Regions from separate parts of the Mus musculus genome. Here regions 2 and 3 are each linked to region 1. Evidence: chromatin loops called from intact Hi-C (ENCODE). Cell type or tissue: left cerebral cortex. All regions are shown on one strand.

What was found. Peaks named below come from ENCODE experiments on the same cell type or tissue, not always from the same donor. Only the 100,000 strongest peaks of a DNase experiment are listed, where the experiment ranks them.
Region 2: a loop joins it to region 1, with 2.0 times the contacts of the local background. A loop is called at or near these places in 4 of 42 quality-filtered maps.
Region 3: it touches region 1 in a loop (2.1-fold over the local background); 4 of 42 quality-filtered maps call a loop at or near these places.

The regions. Positions count from the first base shown.
Region 1 is chr4:104,647,877-104,652,876 of GRCm38, reverse strand. All of the region lies in intron 7 of Dab1 (disabled 1), which reads right to left. Among named protein-coding and RNA genes, the nearest start is that of C8b, 120 kb to the left of the region's middle. In left cerebral cortex, no CTCF peak of the experiment used is centred here; DNase peaks (open chromatin) are centred at 939 and 2,336; H3K27ac peaks cover 1,533 bases.
Region 2 is chr4:104,458,135-104,463,134 of GRCm38, reverse strand. The region is part of intron 4 of Dab1 (disabled 1); the gene reads right to left. Among named protein-coding and RNA genes, the nearest start is that of C8b, 310 kb to the left of the region's middle. In left cerebral cortex, a CTCF peak has its summit at 2,092; DNase peaks (open chromatin) are centred at 1,641, 1,911, 4,186 and 4,670; H3K27ac peaks cover 1,645 bases.
Region 3 is chr4:104,449,489-104,454,488 of GRCm38, reverse strand. The region is part of intron 4 of Dab1 (disabled 1); the gene reads right to left. Among named protein-coding and RNA genes, the nearest start is that of C8b, 310 kb to the left of the region's middle. In left cerebral cortex, CTCF peaks have their summits at 1,768 and 2,011; a DNase peak (open chromatin) is centred at 1,737; H3K27ac peaks cover 2,393 bases.

The DNA of each region.
Region 1 (5,000 bases):
AAGAATAATGGATAAGCTGTATGCCATTGAGAAGAGCAGACAGGCTACCAAGTGAACCCTGATTACAGAGGTGCTAAGACACGAGGGAATAATACTTAAAATCAGTGACACAGTATTTTCAAGGGTTAAAGTGTCACAGGGAAGGAGTGTCTAATTCTGCCTGGAAGAGAAAGGGAAGCTTCAGAAATCTGGCTAAGATTTAAAGGATAATGGTTACTTGGCAAGCTACAGTGGGGGACAGGAAGTGCTCAGAGATAGGTAACAGCAGGAGGGTCTGAGATGCTCAGGAAATAGGGGTCAGAGTGGAAAATGCCAGGAAATGAGGCTGGAGAGAAATTCAGAAGCTACGTGATGATTATTAATTATATTAAGTATTTTTAGTGCTTCTCCTATGTCGGGAAGTTAATCCTTACAGCTTTCCCATAGGTAGGCATTTCCAGGGCTGGACAGTGGCAGTCAGGATTTGAACTCAAGCACTCTGATCCCACAGCTCCTCCACACCAGCTCACTGTGTCAGAGACCTTTAGGATTCCCACCATTGCGAGGCACTGGGTATGATGTCTACTCCTGAGACTTGTGAACTGCGGCCAAGTCAGAGCAAAATGCGAAGCTATGCCCAAAAAGGACTTGGAACCAACAGACAACCCTTTCTGGTTCTCTTTTGTAAACTGACTTTCTAGCAACTGTCCTCCTTTGGTGATGCAATTATTTTGGTATTTAAAAACCAGTAACAAATTAAGGGAGCCACATAATCAACTGCTACATTAATTAGTCACCCTTTGTTGAAAGGCAAACATCCTGTTAAATGTGTGAGTTAATAATGACTTCTGCATCAATTCTCGGTTTTGCACATTCGCAAAGGCTTGACTTTGGTCCTTGATGTGCAAACCTCTTTGTCTCTCTCGATAGCTATTCTGAACCAGGTCCAATCGTCTCTGAGCAGGCTCAACTTCCAACAAAGGAGAGGCCTGGATTTTGGCACAGCCACTGTCATAAAAAGAAAACTATGGGTTCAGATGAGCAATGTGTACTGTTGGATCAGAGCTGTGCTGCTTGTTGCTGCTTCTGCGCATTTCACACACTGCTTAGTCACAGTATCTTAACACAATACGATCCTAGGGACTGGGGGCGAGGGGGTGGGGCAGAGAGAAGGACTGCAGGAAGCATCCATGGGGCACTTCCTCTGAGCCAGGAGCATTTCTAGGGCTCTATTTACTTAGTCCATACTCTACAAGCTAAGCATTGGTACTATCAAATTAACATAGCTTACAGAGAAGGAAACAGAGGTACAGAAAAGCGAATTAGCAGCATAAAAACACCAAGATGCTATGTAATATGGCTAGAGTTGATTCTTGGTTGTATGGTTTGAGATATTTTGCTTAAAATTGCAATGGCAAGACCTTCACCACAGTGCACATTTCTGAGCCTAGGACTAGGGTGAAACAGCAGACAGAAAGCAATTTAAGGAAAGAAGGAAGGGTTTGTTCTGGCTTACAGTTCTAGGGAACACATGCTTTCATAATGAAGAAAGTGTGCCATAAGAGGGGAGTCCAGCTGGTCCCACTGCAGTTCAGTCAGGAGGCAGAAAATGCTGAATGCTTGCGCCCAGATCCCTTGCTCCTTTTCATTTAGTCTAGGACCCCTAGTCATGGCACAATCCCATCTACAGTGAAGATGGTCCCTCCTACCTCACTAGGCCACCCAGCAACTCCATCTAGACAACCCCTTACAAACATCCTCAAGGCTTGTTTCCAAGGTGATTCGAGAGCCTACCAAGTTTATCACCGAGGTCAAACGTTACAGTGAGGCCAGAGGACTGAGCCTGAAGCAAGCCTGGACACATAGGAAGTTCCAGGCCAGCTTGGGCTACCTAGTAATACTTTATCTCAAAAGCAAAACAAACAAAACTAATGACATTAAATGAGTCACTATGCTATACTGCCACCTAAGTCAGAGACAAACAAGAGCCTATGCTTTCAGTGAGCTCCTCATTTTTTTGTAGCAGCAGCACACAGAGCCAATGCAGTGCCAATGAGGCATGAGCTTGGCAGGAGCAGGATGCTGCATACAGGAGTGGATGGAGGGCCTTGGCTTCAGTAATGGATACCCAGCTTCAGCTATTCCTCTCTCCTGTCCTCCTTGAAGTCAGCAGCAGCAGTTGCTACATACATTGGTAAAAGCAGGATAAGAACTGTGTTCTTTCAACAACAAAGCCCATGTGATATAAAGATGGCTCAAACTCAAACTCCTGAGGAGGGCTCCAACAAGCATCTTGCGGTAATGCTTGAAGATCGTACAGAACCGGGCCACACTGCCTCTTCATTATATTAATGCACTGTAATGATTCCATCCCGTAAATAGTGTTTGGGCTTGACTGACATGATACCAAATTTGCACTTGCATGCATAATTCTAGTATTTTATTATTAAACTGAGCTCACAGATTGAGCACCAGGATTTAAAACAAACAAAAAATCTATAATTACAGCATGTGGATTTTTCTTGCCGCCAGCGCCTGCCCAGCCATTTTCACCGTCAAGCCTGCTTTCTCTTTTCATAGCTTTTCCTGCTTCCAGTGGAGGTCGATGACACAAAGTATAGGGTATCATGAGGATGCAGAGTTCAGGGCTTCTCTGTCGCCTATTCTAAATCGAAAAGATGTTTTCATCTCTTGAATAGTTCATTTCTCTGGAGATGTAGATTTCCAATTGCACGTGCTATACGAGGCCAGAAGGCACTTGGTGCCTCCTAGAAACTGGGCTCAGTTATTTTTGGTTGGTGCCAAGGTCAAGGAAGTTTCAGCCCAGGAAGCTGACAGAGGCTAAAAGGAGGAGGCATCTCAGGCCTTGAGGTGGCAGAACACACAGAGAGGAGATGGGGGCCATCATTGTGATGATTGGCTTTCAGACACCCCACACTGGGTCTTTCTAGAGAAAATGGACCAAGTGGCACTATTTTTAGTTATTCTCAGCCTCTCTTTGCTGGGCATGGAGTCATGGGAGCAAAGAGCTAAATGTTCACATTAGTTAGTGGGTAAGATATTAAAATAAATGATCAGCAGGGGGTGGGTGGCTGGGGGCGGGGAGTGGACTTAACAGTGAAGTTCAGGATTAAGCTGAGACTGGAGGCAGACAGGTGCCAGGGCCCCAGCACTCTGCACACCACCTCAAGTGCTTTGGGATTTGTCCCAAAGTGCAAAAGGAAAGCACAACAGGACTTCCACACCAATGGGTTCAACTAACAGGACCAAAATCCATCTCCAACAGTATAGATTTTTTTTTTGTCTTAGTCCTGAAACAATGCATTGTAACATCTATTTCTACAACATTCTCATGGTATTATATATTATAAATAACATGACAGAATTTGCATAGGTTACATGGACTACAGTTTAATTTTATACTGCAGACTAGAACATCTACAGATTTGATCTCAGAGCCTAGTTCCATGTGGTGACTGTCTAGTAAGGAGATGTCTGGTGCTTGATAGTTGAAGAATAGATTTCAATGAGCCCAGAAGGTGTTACAAAAGGGCCACATGGCAAGAGGATGATCCAGAGGAGGGCTGACAGGATAAGCCATGAGGAAATGGAGGGCAGGAGGTTGAAAGATGAAAGGGAAGCAAATTTAAGAGTGGTGATCAAGTATATTATTTTTCTTAATGTCCTGACTTGTTCTGCCTTACAATTTGAGGAGGCAGCATTCGCTCTGATAGGGAAGACAGAGCAGAAACTGGAGGCAGTTCCTCATGCTACACAACACCACATTACACTGCACCACATTACACTACACCACATTACACTGCACCACATTACACTACAGCACATTACACTGCACCACATTACACTACACCACATTACACTGCACCACATTACACTGTACCACATTACACTGCACCACATTACACTGCACCACATTACACTGCACCACATTACACTACACCACATTACACTGCACCACATTACACTGCACCACATTACACTACACCACATTACACTGCACCACATTACACTGCACCACATTACACTACACCACATTACACTGCACCACATTACACAACACATCATTACACTGCACCACATTACACTGCACCACATTACACTGCACCACATTACACTGCACCACATTACACATTACACTGCACCACATTACACTGCACCACATTACACTGCACCACATTACACTGCACCACATTACACTACACATGCCTGTAGTCAGGAAGCAGATAGTGAACAGGAAGTGGGGACTTACAAACCTTAAGGTCCATCCCAAGTGACACACTTCCTCTAGTAAGGCTCCACCGTAAAGGTTCCACAACACACCCCCAAACAGCAGGTGGCCAAGTAAGTGTCCAGAAACTGAACTGTGGGAGACATTTCACTTCTAAAGCACAACACGTCACCCTCTGTCCACTATGGCCTTGGCCATCTCATGGTGGGAAATACATGCATTCTGACTTTGAGAATCCCCAGTCTTTAAACAGGCATAGACTTGTTCAAAAGTCCAATATCTCGTCGGAGATTCAAAGCAATCTCTTAACTAGGAACCCTAGAACACTAAAATAGAGGACTACTTACTTCTAATACACAATTGTAAGAATACATTTTCCCACTCACAAAAGGAAGAATTGGAGCGTAGCAAGAAAACATCAGGCCAAAGCAAGGATAAAATTCATTTGGTCAAATGTTAAAGTTTGAAGCTCCAGGCCCAGCCTCTGGGGATGATGATGGAATCACGTGACCTCTGAAAGACTTGAGTGCAATATCCATAGCTTCTCTCCAGGACCAGCTCCATGACCTTCCGTGCAGTGTTCCTCATCATACATATGACCTAAGGTGCTGGTATCCTCAACATTCTGGAGACAGCTTTCCCTTCACAGCTTCAATAATGGACTCCTAAGGCCACCCTGACTCTGCCACATATTGCCTGCCTCAGTTGTTCTCTGGAACTCTGACACAAGACTCCATGACTCTCTCAGTACTGTATCTTCTATGACAAATGC
Region 2 (5,000 bases), 190 kb after region 1:
ATGATCTCAAAGGTTAAACGTGATACTCTGTATTAAAATCACGTTGGTGCCACAGATAAGAAACTCAGGGACAAAGTGACATCTCTCAGCAAACTCCAGGACAGTGTTAGAAGGACGCTGTGGACCAGAATCTCTGTCGTCTGGGAGCTCACAGTACTGAGCTGCTGATGGGTTGGCTCCACAACTACGATGGACAGTACCAGAAAACATGGCTTTCCAGGCTGCTGCTGTCCTCCTGACATCACGGGACAGAAGGGCTCTCACCCCATGGGAGGTTGGTGGCCCTGAGGGGAGACACCCACCCCAAGGAAGAGACAGCGAAGCAGTTCTTATCTGGGGTATCTGCATCAAAGGCCCAATAGAAACTGAGGTCTGGGCTCAAAGGTCAAACTGCAAGATTGATCAAGAAAAAGTACTCAGACATCTTGGTGTCTGTGGCTGCCTGGGAATGACCTGGGAGATCCCTGCCTACGTGGTAAAGCAGAGGAAAACCAGCTCTCTTGATTAACACTAGTTTAAAACATTAGATGTTGCTCCCAATACATGAATATTCAGCTAGACTCATTGGGTAAGCTAAGTGTCACCTGGATGCTTTATGGCATGAACTGTCTACACCTTTCATTTCCAACAGACTCTACACTCAAGCCAAGGTCATCCGTGGCCATTTCAACACAAGCCAACTTCATCTCACACTGACTGGGTCAGTGCTAGTGTTGCTGCTGCTGCTGCTGCTGCTGGTGTGTGTGTGTGTGTGTGTGTGTGTGTGTGTGTGTGTGTGTGTATGAGAGAGACAGAGAGACAGACAGAGACAGAAAGAAAGAGAAAGAAACAGAGACAGACAGGGAGGGAGAGAGAGAGATACAGAGAGACACAAAGAGAAAGACAGAAACAGACAGACAGACAGACAGACAGACAGATAGACAGAGAGCATGCATGCGTATGCATCCTTCTCAGTATGACTGTGAAACAAATGGTTGTAAGAAAACAACAGGGCCATGCATAGGTGAGGTTGCCCTTAATTTCTGGCCCAAGTCTTTACTAATTTCTAGCTTTTTTGAAATCTGAATGTTAAATTTTCTTATGGTATTAATATTCTTGGGATGAGTATGCAAAGTGGCCCTGGCCCCACTGTCCCTCTTCATGAAGATGAAAGTAAATAATATTTACAAGTACTTGTTTCCACCGGTGATCTCCTCTAATTCTCTCAACAACTCCCCAGCCTTTAACCAGGGAAACTCAAACAACTGAATCCAGAGCCCAGGGAGTTTATGACCTGTGTCTTTCATTTCACACAAGAGGGAGGCTGAGACTCAAAGAGGGACATATAACTTTACCTAAGCAGATGCCGCCTGTAATAATTCAGACGCTCCTTTCTGGTAATGAACTCAGCCAAAGGTAGTGTGGCATCACACACTCCGTGCCACGGGGAACATCACCAGGACACGCAGTAATGCACTTAGGATCAATTTAGTTGTTGTTAGATCCAGGGTCATACGATGGCTTTATTAAAACCTCAGCTCACACAGGAAACTGGAGGGAAGCGCGCACTGCAATGAATGGAAACCAGCCCCCATTCCAAGCGTGCAGGGGAATGAGAGCCAAACCTCCCAAGCTCACTAGTTGCTGAAGTAGCTGCTGGGCAGCTATACAGTGTGCAAACTCCAACCCAATGGCTTCCCACCTGCCTTTCCACTTGCTCATTATCTGAGGTTGTAAGGTGCTACTTCCAAGCTAAACTGCACTGTCCACAGGGCCATGGTATCAGGGTAGGGCATAGAGAGTACTAGCTTTCATGGGGGTGGGGGGGCTGCATTTGCTCAGGAATCCTGGGGTGAGGCTCTCTGAAAAGATGGTTTTGTGCATCTCTGTTTGTCATTACTCAGAGCAGATGGGGTGCTAAAATTAAGAATGTGGTGCCCCAGTTTTTAGGCACTTGCTGTTTCTGTGGAAATGATACTCAGTGCAAGTGTGGGGTGAAGCCAAAAGAGAACGAGACCTCACAGTACAGTTGGGAAATGATGGCGGTCTGGGTCCATGTCAGTATTCAGCAAGTGCTTTGAACCACTAACCGCAACTCCTTCGAGCCTCCTGGAGGTTCTGCATTGCAACTTCTGGTCCCCCAAGGCTTCTCCCTTCATAAAAAATACTGAAAAAGACACCCTCTAATCACCTGTGCATGGTGACGAACGCAATCTCCATCCCTTACAGTTTGCTACTATCTTTTTTATTTTAAAAGAAAGTGAAACATTTTAGTGGAGTCTCTAATATTATCATGGGACTGCAGCATCATGGCTATTGAACTAAAAGGGTAAGTTGGCTCCGTTTTGGAAATGGATGGGTGGATGGATAGCTGGGAGGGTGGATGGATGGAAGGATGGATGGGGAGATGGGTGGATGGATGAATAGGTGGGTAGATAAGAGGGTGGATAGAGGGCTGGTGAGATGGCTCAGTGGGTAAGAGCACCCGACTGCTCTTCCGAAGGTCTGGAGTTCAAATCCCAGCATCCACATGGTGGCTCACAACCATCCGTAACAAGATCTGACTCCCTCTTCTGGAGTGTCTAAAGACAGCTACAGTGTACTTACATATAATAAATAAATAAATCTTTAAAAAAAAAAAGAAGGTGGATAGATGGTATGGTGGATGGATGGATGGGTGGATGGATGGATGAATGGATGAATGGATGAATGGATAGGAGGGTAGATGGGTGGATGAGAAGGTAGATAGGTGGATGGGAGGGTGGATCGATGGATGCATGAATGGATGGGTGGATGGATGGATGGATAGATGGATGGGTGGAAGGGTAGATGGGTGGATAGGTGGATAGATGGATGGATAGACAGACAGATGAATGGATGGAAGGGGTGGATCCCACCTCTTAAGATGTGAGGGGCATCAGCATTCAAGTATACAAATCCACTACCATTTACCAACATCCGGCAGTCCTCAATCAGTGGTTATCAGCATATTTATTTCATAAATTAGAAAGCATAATTCAACCACGACTATCTCTCCTCCCCAATTCCTATGTTGACAGCTAATGCTCAGTAGACTTGGGGTTGAGCGAGAGGAGAGGGAAGGAAGGCTGACCTTGGTTGACCAGCTGTGTAAACAATTTACAATATACTGGCCCCTTGAAAATCCATTATTAACAATTTAATAATCTTTATTATTAGAGAAACACAGTAGCCCTTTCTAGCCAGATGCCACAATTCAGTTAAAGAAAAAAAGTCTCCTCTGAATAAAAGCAGTATCCTCACAAAGGAGCTGTGGAGTGCCCACCATGGTCTTCTTCCTCTGGCAAGGCCTTTGCCAGTGTGCTTCTCACTCCTGTCCCCTCATCTTCTGGTTCTTGCGCTCAGCTGTCACATGACTTAACACAGCTGCCCAGTGTCCTTTCTACCACTTACACTCCATATTTCAACCTCTTATTCTGCAGTCCACGTTCCATGCAGCGTTTCTGTGTCTGTACTAGCCCACCAATCCCCACTCCATCCACTGCAGGAAGAGCATACGCCCCAGCGAGGTGTGCTTGGTGGGTAGGTAGTAGGTAGCAAGTTTACGTATCAAGTGATCCTTAGGAAACACCCTCGACTTCACAGGCTTTATCTTTCCCATCTGGGTGGAGGGGGTTTAAAGCTCTTTGACCATTACTGATCTAAGTAGAAGTAATTGAGACAATAGTTATTAAGTGGGAGATTTTTATTCCTGGGGTTTTTTATTTTACTATTTATTACAACTTTATAAGAAAAATGCTACTCTCTCCATTGAAAGATTCAAAACATAAAAACTATGAGGGAAAAAGCATTAGAATCCCTCACAGGAGGGGTGGCATGCACTGCACCCAGCCCGAAGTCAGCATTTCTGGATTATCAGACTATAAGGCAGAAGGAAATACTGCCTCTGACTGCTGCAAAAAGAAATATGACTTCACAAGTAAGAAGAAAGGCAGTGTGAGGTTGTTGGCCCATAATTCAATTTACTGCATGTTAGTCTGTGCCTGGGAACTGAGCACGGCTTGAGTCAGTGGATTTTTAAGCAGCCAAACTTTAGACCCATACAAATGTCTTCTGCTTTTTTAATGAAATCTTTTACATTTTATTTGCAGGGCTTGTTCTAAATCACTCCTACACTTGACAATCAGGCGCCATCCACCTTCCCCCTCAAGTGAAGAGTTTATTCTCTCTTGGAGAGCAATTACCGGACAAATGCCAGGCTGCAGAGGGTGTTTCTCCAGCAGCAGCATCTGTCTCGTTGGCAGCTCCTCAGGCAGTTTCATTGGCAGTAGTAAAATGGCCAGAGGGTCAGTCAGAGCTCAGCAGCCCACAAGCTCTCGGGTGGCCTTGTAGCTTCTGCTTGAATATCTCAAAATCAAGAAAAAGGCTTAACCTCCCCCACTTTAAAATTTGAAGGTAGGCCAAACCCAACTCTAGCTCAGTAAGAACCCTTTGGAGGAACTCTGGGTTCTATTGGGAGCCAAACATTCTCCTGACTCTCTTTGCTTAACAGACGGTCTATAACAGCAACCTACATAAGGACAGCTGATACCCAGATAGCTAATACATGCTGCTGTAGTCAGCCTATAAAATGGCATATGGTGACCCTCACCTAGTGGCATTCACAACTTTGGTAATCTCCCCAGGTGTGGGTAACCTCATGCTTCATTTCCAGCAACAGAGCGTGGCAGAAGCGAGGAGATGCTGCTTGACAGATTAAGTTGTGGAGAGGCCCTGCTGCAGAGGGAGAGTGGGATGCAGAGAGAGTGACATCAAGATTAACAGATGAAAGAAGCCAGTTGACTGAGAAAGACTGGTAACCCAAAGCTACAAGTGCAAAAACTCCACAGACTATCAACACAAGAGACAATAGGAACTACGTAAATAATCTACACAAGGGCCACAGGATTTGTAGACCAGTATCTGTATACCTCTTCCCAGCTCACTAGCCCACTCCCATACTCCAGAGTGTCTTCATTCTTAATAAACTATCTCTATTTCTA
Region 3 (5,000 bases), 200 kb after region 1:
CTCCTTCACACTGACTCTGTTCGGTGTGATAGACAAGGTAGAATCAATCCTGAAGGAGCAGTTGGAAAAGCACTAGTGTTAATTTAGGCTAGAGAATCTAATGGTTATCAATGATACGAATTTAAACAGTGAGCCGACTTCTTATTACGTAAATGGGTCTAAGGAAGATAAACAAGCATTCCCATCTTACAGTTGATCAAACTGAGGCATACAAAGGAATGGTACAGGAGGGCACACAGCCAGGCGGCACTGGCACCCAGATATGGCTCAGGAACAAATGCATACCTTCAGGCACTGTTTCAAGACTCCAGGGTCGACATTGCTCTTACACAGTTTCCATGAAGATAAGGCATTTAAAGAACCTTATACTGAGGCTATAAGCTTACCTTATGAGAGTAGGAAGACAGCCTAGAGGATAAGAACACATGTTCTGCAAGCACAAGGACCTGACTGGAAGACCCTTGTACCCATATAAAAAAAGCTGGGGGCATGAGACAGGCAGATTTCAAGGGCTCTTTACCCAATCAACTTAGGCAAAATAGTGAGCACCAGTGAGGGGACGGCCCTGCATCAAGAGAACAAGGACACAGCAATGGAAGAAGGCTCCCTATACCCTGCAATGGCTTCTACACACGCACGTGTGCGTGCACACACCACACACACACACACACCACACACACACACACACACACACACACACACACACACACACACACCACACACACACACAGAGGAACATGTGAATCAACATAGGACTGTGAATGCACCAAACAGTTTATGATACTACATGCTACATATTCCGTATTACACAGTACACATTACACACACACACCAAAAACAAAGAAAGAAGCAAACAAATAAAAGCCCTATCTTCCAATATGCAGTAGCAGCTTCCCCCTTCCTCCTCGAAAATAGGAGTCAGAGTTTACAGTCTCCTGCCTCCACAATCACTACCTTGGGAGTCTCAGCAAGTCAATGGCCACTGTCTACATCAAAGGCTCCTAGGTACTTATGAGCATGCTCTGCATGAAATCTCACTTAATCTCAAAACCCTTTAAGGAATTGTTTCCATCTCTACCTTATACAAAAGGAAACAATTTATAGGAACTCACTAAACTTCTCACAATGCCATATTCCGCATTCACAAAAATAAGCCCCAACTCCGTTCCTCTCATCCAATGGCCAAGGATGTTCAAGTCTCCCTCTGATACCTGACCACTGTTCTCAGCTCCCTGAACTTCCTATTCATCTCCTTCAGTGCCTTTTACACCTACCTGGCTTGCCTACGGGACACCTTGAATGCAGTAAACGAATATATATGAAATCCATCGTGGAATCTGCAATGGATAAGATTGTCAAAAGCAGACACAACTGGTGGACAAATTGCCCTGGAGTCAGAAAACCTAGGGTTCAAACTCTCACCCTGAATCCTTTTCATCTACACAAATGGAGTGACAGCCCCCATCCCAGCATGGCTTTCCTGGGTGAAAGGTGACAAGGGAGACAAACTTGCCTGACTAAGTACCCGGCAGTGTGTCTGCAAAGAGCACATAGTAGACACATTTACTACTATTATCAACAACACAATTCTATTCATCTATCAAATGCAGGAATCTTTCCACAATACCCACAACAGATGGCTATCCAGGCTCTGCTAGAACATTTCCAAAGATAGAGAGCTCGCTCGCTCTCCCCATCTCCCCAGGCAGCCGGTTCTATTATTGGACAGCTCTCTCTGGCACGAAGTCTTTCCTACATCAGCCAAAGCCTGCCTCCCTGAATCCCACTGGCCTCTGAGCTGTCCTGTGGCGAAGCACAGCACAGCTCCAGTCTTTCCACACATTGGTCACCATTCTGAGGGAAAAAAAAAAGCAATTATGTATGTCCTCGCTACATCCTCTCTTTTTTCAGTCATTCACACTAACACATTCCACCTCCCATGGTGTGATTTCTATATTACCCATGATGCTCACTAAGTCCTCAATGTGCAGTACCTACAGGGGACACGGCAGTCCAGTACCTGATCTAAATGAACACTGTACTTTCATTAATGCATTTGATAATCGTACTGTGATAGAGTAGCCATACAAATGTCACAGCTGTGTAGCCTAGGGCTCAGAGGGAGGGGGACCTGTAAGTGTCTCTCGTATTAAGGGAGATCAAGCTATGTCTTCTCCTTGCCTAACTTATCTCTGTGCAAACCACCTGATTTATTCCATCAGCTTTTACCTCACTCAACTAACAACTTTCTGAATCATTTTTCTGCCATTTCTATGACTCTGCTCTTCAAACTATTGATTGTGATTTTCCATAAATGTGTTCCAATTTCATCATCAAAATCGGCGTTAAAGCAACTGCAGCGACTCATTGCCATTCACGTTCAAGAATGATTATGCAGAGAGGTTTTATTAAAGTCGCAGGATAAAAAAAAGTACATAAATGTTTAAGTGGGGACATAAGTGAAAATGACAATAGAGCAAGATGAGTGTGAGGGGCATAGTGGCACTTCAGCCAGCTGCCAGGAGGCCCTCTCAACCAGGCTCCCTCAGGATTGCTTTGAAAGGGCCCCCAACCAGTAGAATTAGCACCTCTATGAGGGGCAACCCAAGGGGTTATAAAGATCCTCCAGTGATTCCAAAGCCAAATTAGTTAGTCCAGTGCTTCCCAACTTATTTTCTGCCTCTCTGTATGCATCTGTGGTCTGGGTCTGTGTCTGTCTCTGTCTGTCTCTGCAGGTGTGTACGTGTGTCTAGGTGTCTCTTGTGTCTCTGTGTCTCTTTTCCTCCTCCCCTCGCCCCTCCCTGCTTGGGCTTTTAACCCTCACATTCTGTTCTGATCCTGCTGAGATTGTTTGTGTCTACCCCATTTCCCAGGTGACACTGGATCACAGGCTGAATAGCCAAGGCCTAAGAAATAGGACCAGATTCCCCCTAAGTTTCTCTCTGAAGCCTTGACTTCTTATAGATAACTGACTCTTTGCCCCACTTCACGGAAATAAGTAGAAAGATAAATACAATGCTTTCTGGCCTATGATGAGATACTCAGAGAGGCTTACACATGGATGCAGGGAAGAAAGGCTTCACAGGTTAGGATTATCTGAGTCATGGACAGATATGGGAGACAAGTGCATAGCCTGAGCATCCAGAAATGATGGGGGTGGGGACAAAATAAAACCAGTACTTTCTGGAAGGCATTCTCCTTCTCTGTAGATACCACTACACAGCTAAAGTAGAGTCCCTATGCAGCAGAAAGCCTCCCTCTCTGTGTTGACTAGCATTGTGGCTGGCGTTTCATATACGTAAGCCACATCTCCAGGGCCCAGAATTCAGCCTCTCCCAGAGCAGGATCAAATTCAACCATGAATTTAAACCTTAAGACTTAGCAGGGTATAGACCACCACAGATCTGGCTGTATGCTGCTAGGATCGTTAAGAACTACATTTTTAAAGCATCAATTTCTTTTCCATTCCATGGCTTTTTTGAAGCACGAGTTGGTTTAAGGTGTATACGTTATTAATCAAGATTCTGAAAAAGGTTGTAAACCAGTGCAGTTGGGGAGAGAAATGTGACTGGGGGTAATCAGAAACAAGGACCATCTGGAGAGCCATGTCACGCAGTGCAGACACACAGAGCTGATGGCTGTTTATATTTGTAAAAGCATGGCGTGTTTCTGCAATATCAGAGCGATGCAGCCCCTCCAGTCCTCGTGATTGGCAGGGAGGGGGAAGTTATGTGTGTGTGGAGCGGATGGAACAGCGGAAGAGGCGGACAGAAAAAACTCAGCCTAATTCAATCAGACATTACAATCAGACCTGGTTAATGTGAAACAATTAATACAATCCATTTTTATGCAGATTAGAACATTTCAAATTAACAGGTCAATAGCATTCATATGCTGTGAATGTGGGCTCCACCCGAGCCAGGTGAACCGTTAAGTGAACCAATCTAAACTTTATTACAGAGGACCCCTCAGACTCTTCAGAATTCACAATCCACTCAATTTGGAGTTAATCGCTCACATTTTTCTCTCATCTACAGATATCCTCATTTAAGACAGACCTGCTAGGCTTCCTCTTATGACAAAAGACAAGGGGGTGGGGGAGGGCATGAATCATTCATTAGCAATGAAGGTATCATTTTATCTGTTTATTTTCTAATTACGTGAAATCAGATAAAGAAGTGGAAGCAGTCGATAAAACCAAGAGACGCCCCCTCCTGCATTGTATGGGATCAAAAGTAGGTAATAGTAATGTGGGTCTTGGGATCTATAAAGAAACATTCAATTAATGGTCTGTATTGGAGAAGGGGACAAAGAGGAAGAAAGAGGATGCATTGAAAAGCCGAAGTCTCTCTGCCTCCCTGTCCCATGGTAAGCCACCTCCAAGGCCATATCTGTCTTCCTGCTCTGCCTCTCTCCCCTACTCAAGTCCCTCCCAAGGGCAGCCCTTCCCTTCCTGTGCTCACTAACCTCTGGTCATCCTTCAGAGCCAACACTTCACACTCAGCAATCCTCACTGTCAGCCACCTTCTAGGAGCTGGTTCTCGGAGTCCAGTCACCCACCTGCCTCTAGGTCCAGCCTGTACAAGCCTGGTGGCAGAAGGCAGGCAGGCAAGAGGAAAAACCTGTGTTCCCCTTTCTGAGTTCCATACAACTCATCTCTGATTCTCAGACCATGGTCCAGGCTGCCATGGGAAGGTCTGGCTGCTCTGTGAGTCTAAGGATGGGGAGGAGAAATCCTTACAAGGACCAACACCTAGTCCTGCACCTTAGAGCTTGGCTTCTGTTTCTGAGCTTTCTTTTTTCTACTTATTAAAGAAGCTACCTTTCTCCTCAAGATTTGGTGTGAGGACCAAGTGAACGACATCTTGACTGAGGATAGACCTCATGTGTCTTGGCATTCCCAGATTGTATCACGGATGTGCTACCTTGGGCAACTCCGACCTATGATGCCCATGCACTGCATTCACGATTTCCTGGTGATGCATTGCTGTGAACCCATC